4 separate regions of the Homo sapiens genome follow, and regions 2, 3 and 4 are each linked to region 1. A link is a contact called in ENCODE Hi-C or POLR2A ChIA-PET data. All regions are on one chromosome and are shown on one strand. The core of a region is the stretch at or near the end of the contact, and the rest is flanking DNA. Distances in the headings are between cores, read along the strand shown.

Region 1 (2,700 bases), core at 3-2,502:
CTCCCGGGTTCACGCCATTCTCCTGCCTCAGCCTCCCGGTAACTGGGACTACAGGCGCCCACCACCACGCCCGGCTAATTTTTTTGTATTTTTAGTAGAGACGGGGTTTCACCATGTTCGCCAGGATGGTCTCGATCTCCTGACCTCGTGATCCGCCCGCCTGGACCTCCCAAAGTGCTGGGAGTACAGGCGGGAGCCACCGCGCCCGGCCTCCGTATTTGTTTAAAAAAAAAAAAAAAAAAAAAAAGGCCGGGCGCGGTGGCTCACGCCTGTAATCCCAGTACTTTGGGAGGCCCAGGCGGGCGGATCACGAGGTCAGGAGATCGAGACCATCCTGGCCAACATGGTGAAACCCCGTCTCTACTAAAAAAACAAAAAAATTAGCCGGGCGTGGTGGCGCATGCCTGTAATCCCAGCTACTCGGGAGGCTGAGACAGGAGAATCGCTTGAACCCGGGAGGCGGAGGTTGCGGTGAGCCGAGATCGCGCCATTGCACTCCAGTCTGGGCGACAAGAGCAAGACTCCATCAAAAAAAAAAAAATAATAAAAAGGAAGAAAAAGAAAGACAAATGATTTACAGGAAAAAATTTAAGTAAACAAAAGTACAAATGCGATGTCAATCGTTCAGGTGGTGCCAGGGGACAGAGAACCGGGGAACACCAAGGTCTCATCGTCCCTGCAGAGCATCTCTGGGGGAGGCGACGGACAGGGCGCGAGCGCGGGGCTTGGAGGGCACCAAGGTCCAGGGGGATGGCGGGTTCAGTCCCAATCCCTCCGACCCGTGCTGAGGGCCTTGGAGGACCCCACTCGCCCAACCTCGGAAGCCCGGGTTCTGCCACTTCCAGCCACGCGTCCTTGGGCTGCGAAACTTTCTCCAGCCCAGTTTCCTCTTTTGGGACATGGGGAGGCGGAGGCTGCCAATGCTGGGATGGAGTCCTCGAGAGCAAGAGACCAGCGGCCTCGACGAGCTTACAATCCGATTAGGCCCTCCCACCGATGTGCTGTAGCTGCCCGCCGCCCTGGACCCGGCGCCGTCCCGCCCGGCTTCGGGAGCCCTCCGTAGCGGCCGGACTCGCGCGCGTTCTAAAATGAGGACAAAGCCCGCCCAGGTCTAGAGCGCGCGCGCCGTGGCGGCCAATGGGACGCTGAAGCTAGGTTGAGTGACGGACTTGAGCAGCCAATGAGTGTGCAGTTTGTTGCGATGTGGCACCCGGCTCCGGCATTATAAAGGGCGCCACGAGTCGGCATTGTCAGGCGGCGGCACCGCGCGGGACGGAGCTTGGCTGTTGGTCGGTGGGTTCCCGTGCGGCGGCGGCCAAGGAGGAGGAGACACAGTTGGAGCAGCTCCGTGGGCTGACTGGGGCGAGGCCTCAGCAGCGCGAGCTTGAGTGCGGCCGAGCCTGCGGCGCCTTCCCCTGCGGGTGGGGACGAGCGGGCCCCGCGGCGTCATCGGCGGCGAGGTGAGCGGCGGCCGGCGGGCGGGAGCTCTGGCGGGAGCCGCGCCGGCCTGACGCGCTGTCGCCGCTGGTTGCAGGAGCCGCCGCGCCTCGGCCTAGCATGTCGGAAGCGGGCGAGGAGCAGCCCATGGAGACGACGGGCGCCACCGAGAACGGACATGAGGCCGTCCCCGAAGGCGAGTCGCCGGCCGGGGCTGGCACGGGCGCCGCGGCGGGGGCTGGAGGCGCGACCGCGGCGCCCCCGAGCGGGAATCAGAACGGCGCCGAGGGCGACCAGATCAACGCCAGCAAGAACGAGGAGGACGCGGGGTAGGTGCGGCCGCGGGCGGACGGGGGCGCCGCCTTTGTTCCGGGGCCGCCTTTTGTTGGCGCCACGCGGCGGGGGGAGGGGCGGCGGCCTGGCCCGGGTCGGGGCTGGTGCGGCCCGCGGACTGTCGCCGCTGCGTTCGCGGGCCGGGCCTGGCGCTGCCACTCGCGCTGGAGTTTGCGGGAGTTTGTTGGGTCGACTTTGGCGCCGCCCCGGGGCCGCTCGCGCGCTGCCAGGGCCAGGGCCAGGGCCGGAGCCGGCGCAGGGGCGGGCGGATGGCCCGGAAGAGGGAAAGCGCTCGGACCCGGGGCCCGGCGGCGTCTTGGGCCGCGCCGGCGGCTGCGTGGGCGGAGTTGGCGCGAGCCGGGGCCCGGACCTCCCTCCTCCGCCTCTCCCGGGGGCGGAGTCACGGTCTGAACCCTGGGCGGGCTTGGTCCCCGGAAACATCGAGTTCCTTGAAACGAGTTCTCAGGAGTTGGTGGAGACGCTGGCCCTTTGCTACATGGTTGTAGAACACATGAATTTCCAGTTATGAGTGGTTAGGTCCCATACCCCTGGTGAGGTGGTCCCTTCTTTGCTTCTCACAGGCTGGGGCTGCAGAGCCTTGTTAAGCCTCGTTAGGGTCCTGGTTGAGTTCAATTTGGAGGGTAGTGGAGATTTAACATCTTTCTAAGGTGCTCCTTGCAGACTCTAAGGGTAGCTGTAGACTTCGTGAGAACTTTGCCAGGGCCAGTCCTTTCCAAAATCACAGCTTGCTTACAAGACTTGTTGCCGTGTGTCTCACCCTACCATTTCAGAAAAATGTTCGTTGGTGGCCTGAGCTGGGATACTAGCAAAAAAGATTTAAAAGACTATTTTACTAAATTTGGAGAGGTCGTTGACTGTACAATAAAAATGGATCCCAACACTGGACGGTCAAGAGGGTTTGGGTTTATC
Region 2 (2,769 bases), core at 1-2,500, 650 kb before region 1:
CATCCGACCCTCCAAGACTCCTGCAGGAGCCTGCCTTCCTGGGCAGGCTCAGCCAAAAGACCAACTCAAAACTCTTTTGTCAGAGCAAGCTTAGGGAGAGCCACCCAGCCCCGAGTGCCACAACCCTCCCAGAGCAACCGTGGCCCATGTCACCCCCGCCTCTCAGTGAACTTTGGCAGGGTACCTCCCGTTATCTCCTTTGCTCAAAAGAAAGTGACCTTCTTCCAGGTGGCAAGCTGGAAGCTTTGGGGAATCCTCCTACTGTTCGCTCTCAGCAGGATTCTCCAAACCTGGGATCTCAAGGTCGGGGTGGGCTGCCTTGCGGAGCAGGGGAGGGAAGAAGGGCAGGTTCTGCTGGGTTTCCACCTCAGTGCAGAAACCCCACCAAAAACTCCTCCGGGCAGCCTGGCTGTCTGCTCCAACTGCTCTGCTGGGTATGGCGAGGAGGCGCCAGGAGACACAGCTGCTGAGGGGGCCGCGGCTGCAGGCGCTGCAGGGGACGGAGTGGAGCCGTTCCCGGGGGCAGAGGGAAGAGGCTGCAGTCGTCCAGTCCCAGAGCCCCGAGATGGCCTGTGGCTGAGGGAGCAGGTGGGCCCGGGGGAGGTGGCGGGCCGAGAGCGGAGCTGCGGCCTCGGGATCACAGCCCAGTCCCAGTCCCAGTCCCAGTGTGGGTGTACGGCCGGAACGCCCGGAGGCGGCGGGGAGAGGGGAGCAGCTTCAGCCTAGTCGCAGGAGCGCGGACCGAGCCTCGGCTTTGGGGAGAGGGGTCCAGCCTCCATTCCCGCCCCGGGGGAGAAAGCTTCGGCGCCGGACCCGGGGGAAGGCTGCTACCCCAGCCGCGGCAGGATGGCCCATCCCCAACCCCGCCCCACTCCCGCTCCCGCTCGGGGAAGGTGAAAGCGCCCGAGCCGCCGAAGTCTCCCCGCTCGCTCCTACCTGCGGGCCGGGCACCAGGTTGGGTTCGTCATCCTCCCTGGGGCCGTCGTGGTCGGGCTCCGCCGGCGCCTCCGGAGGGCCTGCACCCGCTCCCGCCTCCAGGCTTGGCGGCGGCGGGGGCTCGGGCGCCTGGGGCTTCTGCGGCCCCGCGGCCCGAGCCCGCTCGCGCCTGCCCGCACCGCCGCTCGGCCTGCTCCGCCTCCGCGTCATGCCGCCGCTCGCGCCGCTCCCTCGCTCCACACGCCGCCGCCGCCGCCGCCGCCGCCGCCGCCGCCGCCGCCGCTACCGCTCCCCTCACAGGACAACAGCCAATATGGCGGCGCCCGGTTCCCCCCCTCCGCCTGCTGCCAACAGGTCAGAGGGCACGCGGAGTCCGCGCCGCCGCACTAGCCCCCGAGGCCGCCTGCGCCATTTTGAATAAGGTCACCACCCGGAGTTCGCTGGGAGAAAAACTTGGTGGGGAGACGCCCTTCCCCCCCTACGCGGGACGGGAAGGATGCAACCTGCTGGAGGAACGCGTGTAATGCGGTGGTAATCGCGCTGCACCACCCTAGCACTTAATAATTGCCTGTTAAATGGATGAGTGAATTAATTTCTATAGTGTTACAATACTTTCACACCCATCGTCTGACTCCTTCCGACAGCACAGCGAGGCAGGTACGGATCATTCCCATTTTGCAGGTGAGAAATATTGAGGCAACATAAAGGCCTGGAAAAGGTTGCTGTACATCATTTTGTTGGAACTCCTGGGCTCGTGGACGGCCTGAGTTGAAAGGGACGAAGGTCTTTATTTGCAACATATGGTCTACTGGGAGTCCAGCGTTCTGTGCTTGGGACAGTGGGACTCAAACCCGACTCCTTGTTCCCGAGTCTGATGGGGAAGGTAGACACGTAGGTACATAGTTACAACCGGTGTGATAACGATGAGACGACTAGGTGTTTCCAAAAAAATAGTATGTGCAGGAGAGGATTTTGGAGTGGTACACAAAGGAGAATTTTTAAAACTTAATAATTATGTATTTAATTGTTAAAAATGGAATTTCCCCCCTCTTTTTGTGAATATACTGTATAATACATGTACATGGCACAGATTAAAAAAAAAAAGTTTTGAGTGAAGTCTGTCTCATGCCTGGGCTATGTACTCTGAAATTGTGGTTATATGCAGAGTTGCTATTGGTATCAACAGGGGCGGAATCCTGACACTGGCTTCCTAACCCATGGGGCAAGGGCTATTTTGAAAGGAAGAGCTACATGGAAGGCCCTGGAGCTCTCCTTAACTACCAAGAAAATAAATCAAAAATAGTACCTTATCTCACCCAGGGATTAATGCCACTATCAAAGATTTGAAAGACGCAGGGTGAGTCCCATCACATCACCATTACCTCTTCAGTTTGCCCAGAACAGAAGAGAGACGGCCTTGAAGAACAACAGAGCATTATGATAAACTTACTTATTCTGGTAAGAACCCCAACTGCAGGCATTCTTCCAGATGCGGTCCTTCTTGGGACAGATCAGCACAGTTGTTGGTCTCTAATAGGCAACAAGAGGTCTGGTCAATGGTTATTCTTCTGTACCAAACACCAGGAATCCCTTGCATTGATCTGGCAGGGGCAGCGGTAAACCCTCACTGTCTTGCTTCAGGGTATGTCACACTCTGGACCCAGCCACTTAGTTTACAGGGATTTTTTTTTTTTTTTTTTTTAATGACAGAGTCTCACTCTATCTCCCAGGCTGGAGTGCAGTGGCGCAATTTCAGCTCACTGCAACCTCCGCCTCCTGGGTTCAAGGGATTCTCGTGCCTCAGCCTCCAGATTAGCTGGGATTAGAGGCACA
Region 3 (2,931 bases), core at 225-2,724, 530 kb after region 1:
TTCGGGAGGAGCCAGGAGCCCGCGGACCAGAGCAGCGCTGGGCCGCCCGGCCAGGCCCAGGCCCCACAGGCTTGGGGCTTACGGAGGGGACGCTGGAGCCGCAGTGGCAGCAGCGACCCGCTGAGCCCACCAGGGCCAGGGCTCGCCCCACGCCGCTGAGTTCCTCGGCGCCAGCTGGCACTGCCAGCACCCACTGCACCGCTCAGGAAACTGAGGCAGCGCCGGGGCACCTGCCCCGTTCACGCCGCTGCGAGGCGGGCCGGGACTCCCACCACGACGGCCCCGGGACGACTTCCCTCCGCCTCAAGCCTTTCCCAGCCGGTTCCTCTCTCTCCCGCCAACGAATCATCTCCCGACTCCACGGAAAACGGCTTTTTTTTTTTTGAGGCGGAGTCTCGCTCTGTTGGCCAGACTGGAGTGCAGTAGCGCAGTGGCAGGATCTCGGCTCACTGCAAGCTCTGCCTCCCGGGTTCAAGCCATTCTCCTGCCTCAGCCTCCCGAGTAGCTGGGACTACAGGCGCCCGGCTCATTTTTGTATTTTTAGTAGAGACGAGGTTTCACCGTGTTGCCCAGGCTGGTCTCGAACTCCTGATCTCAGGTGATCTGCCCGCCTTGGCATCCCAAAAATCTAGGATTACAGGCGTGAGCCACCACGCCCGACCCCATGTATCCCATTTCTAACACGATGTTTCTTTTTTGAGACGGAGTCTCGCTCTGTCGCTCAGGCTGGAGTGCAGGGCTTGATCTCGGCTCACTGCAAGCTCCGCCTCCTGGGTTCACGCCATTCTCCTGCCTCGGCCTCACAAGTAGCTGGGACTACAGGCGCCCGCCACTACGCCCGGCTAATTTTTTTTGTATTTTTAGTAGAGACGGGGTTTCACCGTGTTAGTCAGGATGGTCTCGATCTCCTGACCTCGTGATCCACCCGCTTCGGCCTCCCAAAGTGCTGGGATTACAGGCGTGAGCCACCGCGCCCGGCCAAACACCAGCTCTGAAGAGGAAAGCGCTGGGTGTCCCGAGGCGGGAGGGGTGGCCGTCCTGGGGACGGACTCGGAAACCGGGGCCCGGCTGCGTCCGCCCTGCCCTCGGGGTCCCGGTGCCCCGAGTCCGCGAGGCCCACATGGAGTGGGCAGGACGGGCCCGGGAGGAAACGCCAGGCCCGGCGTCCACGGCGAGCCGGACGCGGGTGCACCAGCAACGGCGAGGGAGCGCCCCGCGGGGGGGCGAGAGTCCAGATCCCGGCGCGGGGGCCGGTGACAGACGCGGGGGTGCCCGCCAGCGCCCACAAAGGCTTTCGGAGCCTCGGCAGCCGCAGGCAGTCCCCGTGCCGGGCGCCGCCTCCTACCGGCTTGGCCTGCCGCCGACGCTCACCTCCCTAAGCTCGAGCGTCCCGGGCCGCGCCTCCCCAGCCGCGAGGCTCCGGAACCGCCGGCCGGGATGCAGCCTCGCGACCCGGCTCCGCCCCGACGGCGTCTGGGCGACCTCAGGCCCGGCGCCGCTCACCCCGCGGCGCGCCGGGGACCAGGAGGGGCGGGGCAGCCGCTGAGGCCGCTGGGAAATGGAGTCCACGAGAGGACACCTGCATTCGGGGAAGTGTAGTTCCATGCGTTTGAGGCGGGGTCCCGGCTGAGCTGTTACGCGCCCACATGCCACAAGAGGGCCCCTGTGAGCTGGAGGGCCCCAGGTTCCTGGTTATAGGGAAGATAAGGGGAGGTTCGCTGAGGGCAGTAACTTGCAACTCTGTGTCTGTGGGAATTTCGGGAGGGAGGGCGTGGGCGGCAGGAAAACGGCCCAGAACAGACCTAGTGCCCCTCAGTTATTCACCAGAGGGGCACTGAGCACCTGCTGTGTGCCAAGCACGGTTGCAAGTGGTTTCACATGTATCAATCAATGAAAGAAACGTCACTGCCCTGGAGAACATTTTTTTGGGGGGTAGGGAGCAGACAATAAGCCATACACATAATTATATAACATTTTCGGGGATAAATGTGAGGAGAAACAGGGTATGTGGAGGGGTTTCGTCGCTGAGGTGAGAATGGACGAGGACTCCCAGGAAGTGCCTGAAGCAAAGGGGAGGGAGGTGCCAGCTACTGTGAAGCCAACGGATGTATGTATGTATATGTGTGTGTGTGTGTGTGTATATATATATATATTTTTTTTAAACTAAATCTTCTCAGTTACAAAAAGAACACCGGCTCCATTTAGAAAGTTTGGCGCTTCCCTACTTAAGAATATGCCTTGAACATTTGAATTTGTCAATAAATATTCTCCCTCAGTGGCATTTTTGATAGCTTCATTGCATTCCATTGCATTTATTTTTTTAAAAAAAACGTTTAATTGGCTGGGGGCGGTGGCTCATGTCTGTAATCCCAGCACTTTGGGAGGCCGAGGCGGGTTGATCACGACGTTAGTTCAAGACCAGCCTGGCCGAGATGGTGAAACCCCGTCTCTACTAAAAATACAAAAATTAGCTGGGCGTGGTAGCGGGCGCCTGTAGTCCCAGCAACTCAGGAGGCTGAGGCAGAGAATTGCTTGAACCGGGAGACGGAAGTTACAGTAAGCCAAGATTGCGCCACTGCACTCCAGCCTGGGCGACAGAGCGAGACTCCATCTCAAAAAAAAAAAAAAAAAGTAGTTGCCTCTGAGGAGGGTACTGGGAGCTGGAATAATACTTGCACTTGCTATTTAACACCTTGATATACTTTTCAACATTTTGCTTTACCATATGCATGTATGACATGAATGCTTTTAAGAGAGAAAACAATTTCCAGGCTTGCAAAATTGGCTGTATCATTAGCAATACTTCCAGCACCAACATACAGAAACCTTTGCTAACAGTGGCTTGCATCATGACATTTATTATTTGTTTAAAAAGCGATCTAGAGGTAGGCAGAAGGAACTGACCGCAGTTGGTTTGGTGGCTTGATGACA
Region 4 (3,061 bases), core at 381-2,880, 860 kb after region 1:
CTTCACTCTGTTGTTTCTTTTGCTGTGCAGACACTTTTTAGATTAATATAGTTGTTTATTTTTCTTTTTGTTGCCTGTGCTTTTGAGGTCTTAGCCACAGACCTCAAAAGCACAGGCAAGAAAAAGAAAAATCTTTGCCTAGATCAATGTCCTGAAGAGTTGTCCCGATGTTTCCTTCTATCAGTTTTATAGTTTGGAGTCTTTAAATCTTTAATCTATCTGGAGTTGACTTTTATATATGTTGAGAGAGAAGGGGTCCAAGTTCATTCTTCTGCATATTATTATCCAGTTTTCCCCAGAACCATTTATTAAAGACGTAGTCCTTTCCTCATTGTGTGTTCTTGGCACCTTTGTTGAAAATCAGTTGGCTGTAAATGGGTGCACTGATTTCTGGGTTCTCTTATTCTGTTCCATGGGGGGGTGTGTGTGTCTATTTTTATACAAATATCATGCTCTTTTGGTTACTAACACTTTCTAATTAGATATAAGCTCACTCCAGTTAGAATGATTATTATTATAAAGACAAAAAAATGACAGATGCCAGTGAGGATTTGGGGAAAAGGGAACTCTTATACACTATTGGTGGGAATGTAAATTAGTACAGCCACTATGGAAAACAGTGTGGAGGTTTCTCAAAAAACTAAAAATGGAACTACCATACAATCCAGCAACCCTACTACTGGTAAAGGGAGAGAAATCAGTATATGAAAAGGATACCTGCACTCACGTTTGTCACTGCACTATTTGCAGTAGCCAAGATATAGACTCAACCTACCAGCAATAGATGAATGGGTAAAGAAAATGTCATACATAGACACAATGGAATACTATTCTGCCATAAAAATGAATGAAATAATGTATTCACAGCAACATGGATGGAGCCGAAGGTCATTATGTTAAGTGAAATAAGCCAGGCACAGAAAGACAAGTACTGCATGTTCTCACTTATATTCGGGAGTTAAAACACTTGATCTCATGGACATAGACAACAGGAGGATAGATACCAAAGGCCAGGAAGGCCAGAAAGGAAGGGGAATGAAGAGAGGTTGGTTATGGGTACAAACATACAGTTAGATGGAAGAAATAATTTCTAATATTTAATAGCAGACTAGGGTGACTATACTTGGCAATAATATTGTGTATATTTCAAAGTAAATCGAAGAGAGGGCTTGAAATGATACCAACGCATAAAAATGATAAATGCTTAAGGTGATGGATACCCCAAATACTGTGACTTGATGATCATTACAGTCTATGCACGTAACAAGCACTCACATGGACCCTATACATTATGTAAATTATTTTGTATCAACAGAAAAGTAATCACAACCAGCGGTGGGAGCTACAGCACACTGATCCTCCTAAATGAATCTAATTTCCGGTTTTGTTTTTTCAAACTACTCCGCTTGCTTAACAAGTGCGCGGGCTGTAGGCAGCACGGCCAGCAGCTGGAGACCTCCTGCCTCGTGTGCGGCGTGCGTACTCCCTCGCACTGCAGCCCCTCCGCGCACTGTCGCCTTTGAGAGCTCTCGTTGGCGGAGGCGGTTCCTCTCCCGGAGTTCGCAGCGCGCACCGCGGCGTCCCCTGGGAAGTGTAGTCGGCGTGGGGCCGGAGGCATGCCGGGAGTGGTAGTTCTCCCGCGGTTGGCGGGGTTTCGGGGACAGCTCGCGGCCTTTCGGGGGTTCTCCTGGCTTGGGCCATCCAGGCTTGGCTAGGATTGCCGGCCTGGGGTTGAGGCGCTCGCAGTGGTCTCTTCCGGGCCGGGGTGGATCCGGGCCTCTCCAGCGAGTGGGCGGCGTGCAGCCTCGTCTGGGCTTCTGGGACCAGCCCTACGCGGCTCGGGCCCCTTGGCCACTGGGTCCCGGGGCGCCGTCCGCGAGCGGCCTGGACTGCCGGAGACCCGCGGGAGGGAGCGCCTCGCCAGGTGAGCTGGGTGCGCCGGGCCGCTGGGGTGGGGATGCCAGCCTTTTGTCGTTGTTCATTCTGCGATTTTCTTCTGTGCATTTTCTTCTGAGTAACGGAAATAATAAAAGCAATAGCTGATGCCCGCCGAGAGCGCTCGGGTGCCAGGCACCAGACTAGCGCATCGCCCGAACGAACTCCGCGCATCCCTGCTAACAGATAGGGTGGCGGTACGCTGTTCCCGCTCTGTCAGGAGGAGACCGAGGCAGAGTGGCGAGGTCATTGCCCCAGATGTAACTGGGGCCTGGGGCTAGGATCAGGATTGCCTTCCCGGCCCTTATGACTTTGGGCAGGTCACGACCTCCTGGTTTTCAGTCTCCGTAACATCTGTAAATGTGAAGATTGAAAATACTGCGTGGAAAACACTCACCGCTTCCTGGGAGGAGGTGCGCTTCGTCGCGTAACCGAGGCCTTGTGTGGCAGCTTCCCCTGGGCTGGTCGAGGCACCCGCTGGAACTGGCCTGGCAGAGCCCCAGGTTGGCTCCATGCTAGGGGGCACCCTGAGTCGCCGCTGCAGATCGCGGGCCTGGAGGCCCTCACACTTGCCCGGCTGCCCCAGGCAGCCTCTTCCCTTGCTTTCTGTGGGGCGGGCACGGTTTCCACCTCTCCCACCTGGGGTTGGTGTTTGGGCAGCGACGGCTGTTTCTGGTTGTGGGTGCCATTAGAGGCGGCACCTGTGGAGTATTAGGAGGGACAGCAAAGCTCTGGCTTTGGGTGGGGACAGTGCCTTAATCCTGTTACCTTGGGTAAAGTGTGGTAAGGCCCGACGAAGATCTAGTAAAGAGGCTGGGAAAGCTGAGTGGTTGGATTATGCTCACAGTTTCTTGGGGAGAACACAGCACTCCACGGAAGGACCACTCAGGGCGAGCAGTGGGGTCTGTCACCAGGGTAGGGATGCGGGGAAGCCTCTTTATCGTGGCTACCATAGGGAGGAAAGGGTGAGGCAGGGCAGGCAGGATGAGGATCAGCTAGCTAGGCTGGGAAGTGGCGCCCCAGGAGACTGGATATTCATTGCGACTTTTAGGTGTGCAGTTCAAAGCTAGCGAAGGACTCCAGACATCCATGGGGGAGTCACGGTTTGCCTAGAGGTAGCTGAGAG

The links. Hi-C counts contacts between places; a loop is a spot of excess contacts on that map. ChIA-PET counts read pairs that join two places held with the same protein, here RNA polymerase II (POLR2A). Pooled maps may share reads with other maps.
Region 2: a map of CD4-positive, alpha-beta T cell shows a loop between it and region 1 (4-fold over the local background). The contact joins the promoter of FAM193B here to the promoter of HNRNPAB in region 1. A Hi-C loop is called at or near these places in 1 of 168 maps with a recorded cell type or tissue (CD4-positive, alpha-beta T cell) and 9 of 50 pooled maps. POLR2A ChIA-PET finds 5 or more read pairs at or near these places in 2 of 52 experiments (MCF 10A and activated B cell).
Region 3: a pooled map shows a loop between it and region 1 (23-fold over the local background). The contact joins the promoter of ZNF354A here to the promoter of HNRNPAB in region 1. A Hi-C loop is called at or near these places in 11 of 50 pooled maps. POLR2A ChIA-PET finds 5 or more read pairs at or near these places in 2 of 52 experiments (MCF 10A and WTC11).
Region 4: a loop to region 1 is called in a pooled map, with 11 times the contacts of the local background. The contact joins the promoter of ZNF354C here to the promoter of HNRNPAB in region 1. A Hi-C loop is called at or near these places in 5 of 50 pooled maps.

What each region holds. Positions count from the first base shown.
Region 1 is chr5:178,203,281-178,205,980 of GRCh38, forward strand. HNRNPAB (heterogeneous nuclear ribonucleoprotein A/B) reads left to right here and starts at 1,253. Exons shown (of 8, transcript NM_031266.3): 1 at 1,253-1,460; 2 at 1,535-1,766; 3 at 2,562-2,700. The coding sequence starts at 1,558. RefSeq lists silencers at 1,067-1,136, 1,437-1,656, 1,677-1,786, 1,817-2,226.
Region 2 is chr5:177,553,313-177,556,081 of GRCh38, forward strand. It overlaps FAM193B (family with sequence similarity 193 member B), which reads right to left and starts at 1,251. Exons shown (of 9, transcript NM_001190946.3): 1 at 937-1,251. The coding sequence starts at 1,146. FAM193B-DT (FAM193B divergent transcript) reads left to right here and starts at 1,316. Exons shown (of 3, transcript XR_941274.3): 1 at 1,316-1,617. RefSeq lists silencers at 420-529, 860-1,069 and enhancers at 950-1,453, 1,180-1,339, 1,360-1,509.
Region 3 is chr5:178,729,185-178,732,115 of GRCh38, forward strand. ZNF354A (zinc finger protein 354A) reads right to left here and starts at 1,475. Exons shown (of 5, transcript NM_005649.3): 1 at 1,372-1,475. RefSeq lists silencers at 1,015-1,244, 1,315-1,654.
Region 4 is chr5:179,058,743-179,061,803 of GRCh38, forward strand. ZNF354C (zinc finger protein 354C) reads left to right here and starts at 1,631. Exons shown (of 5, transcript NM_014594.3): 1 at 1,631-1,924. RefSeq lists an enhancer at 1,950-2,485.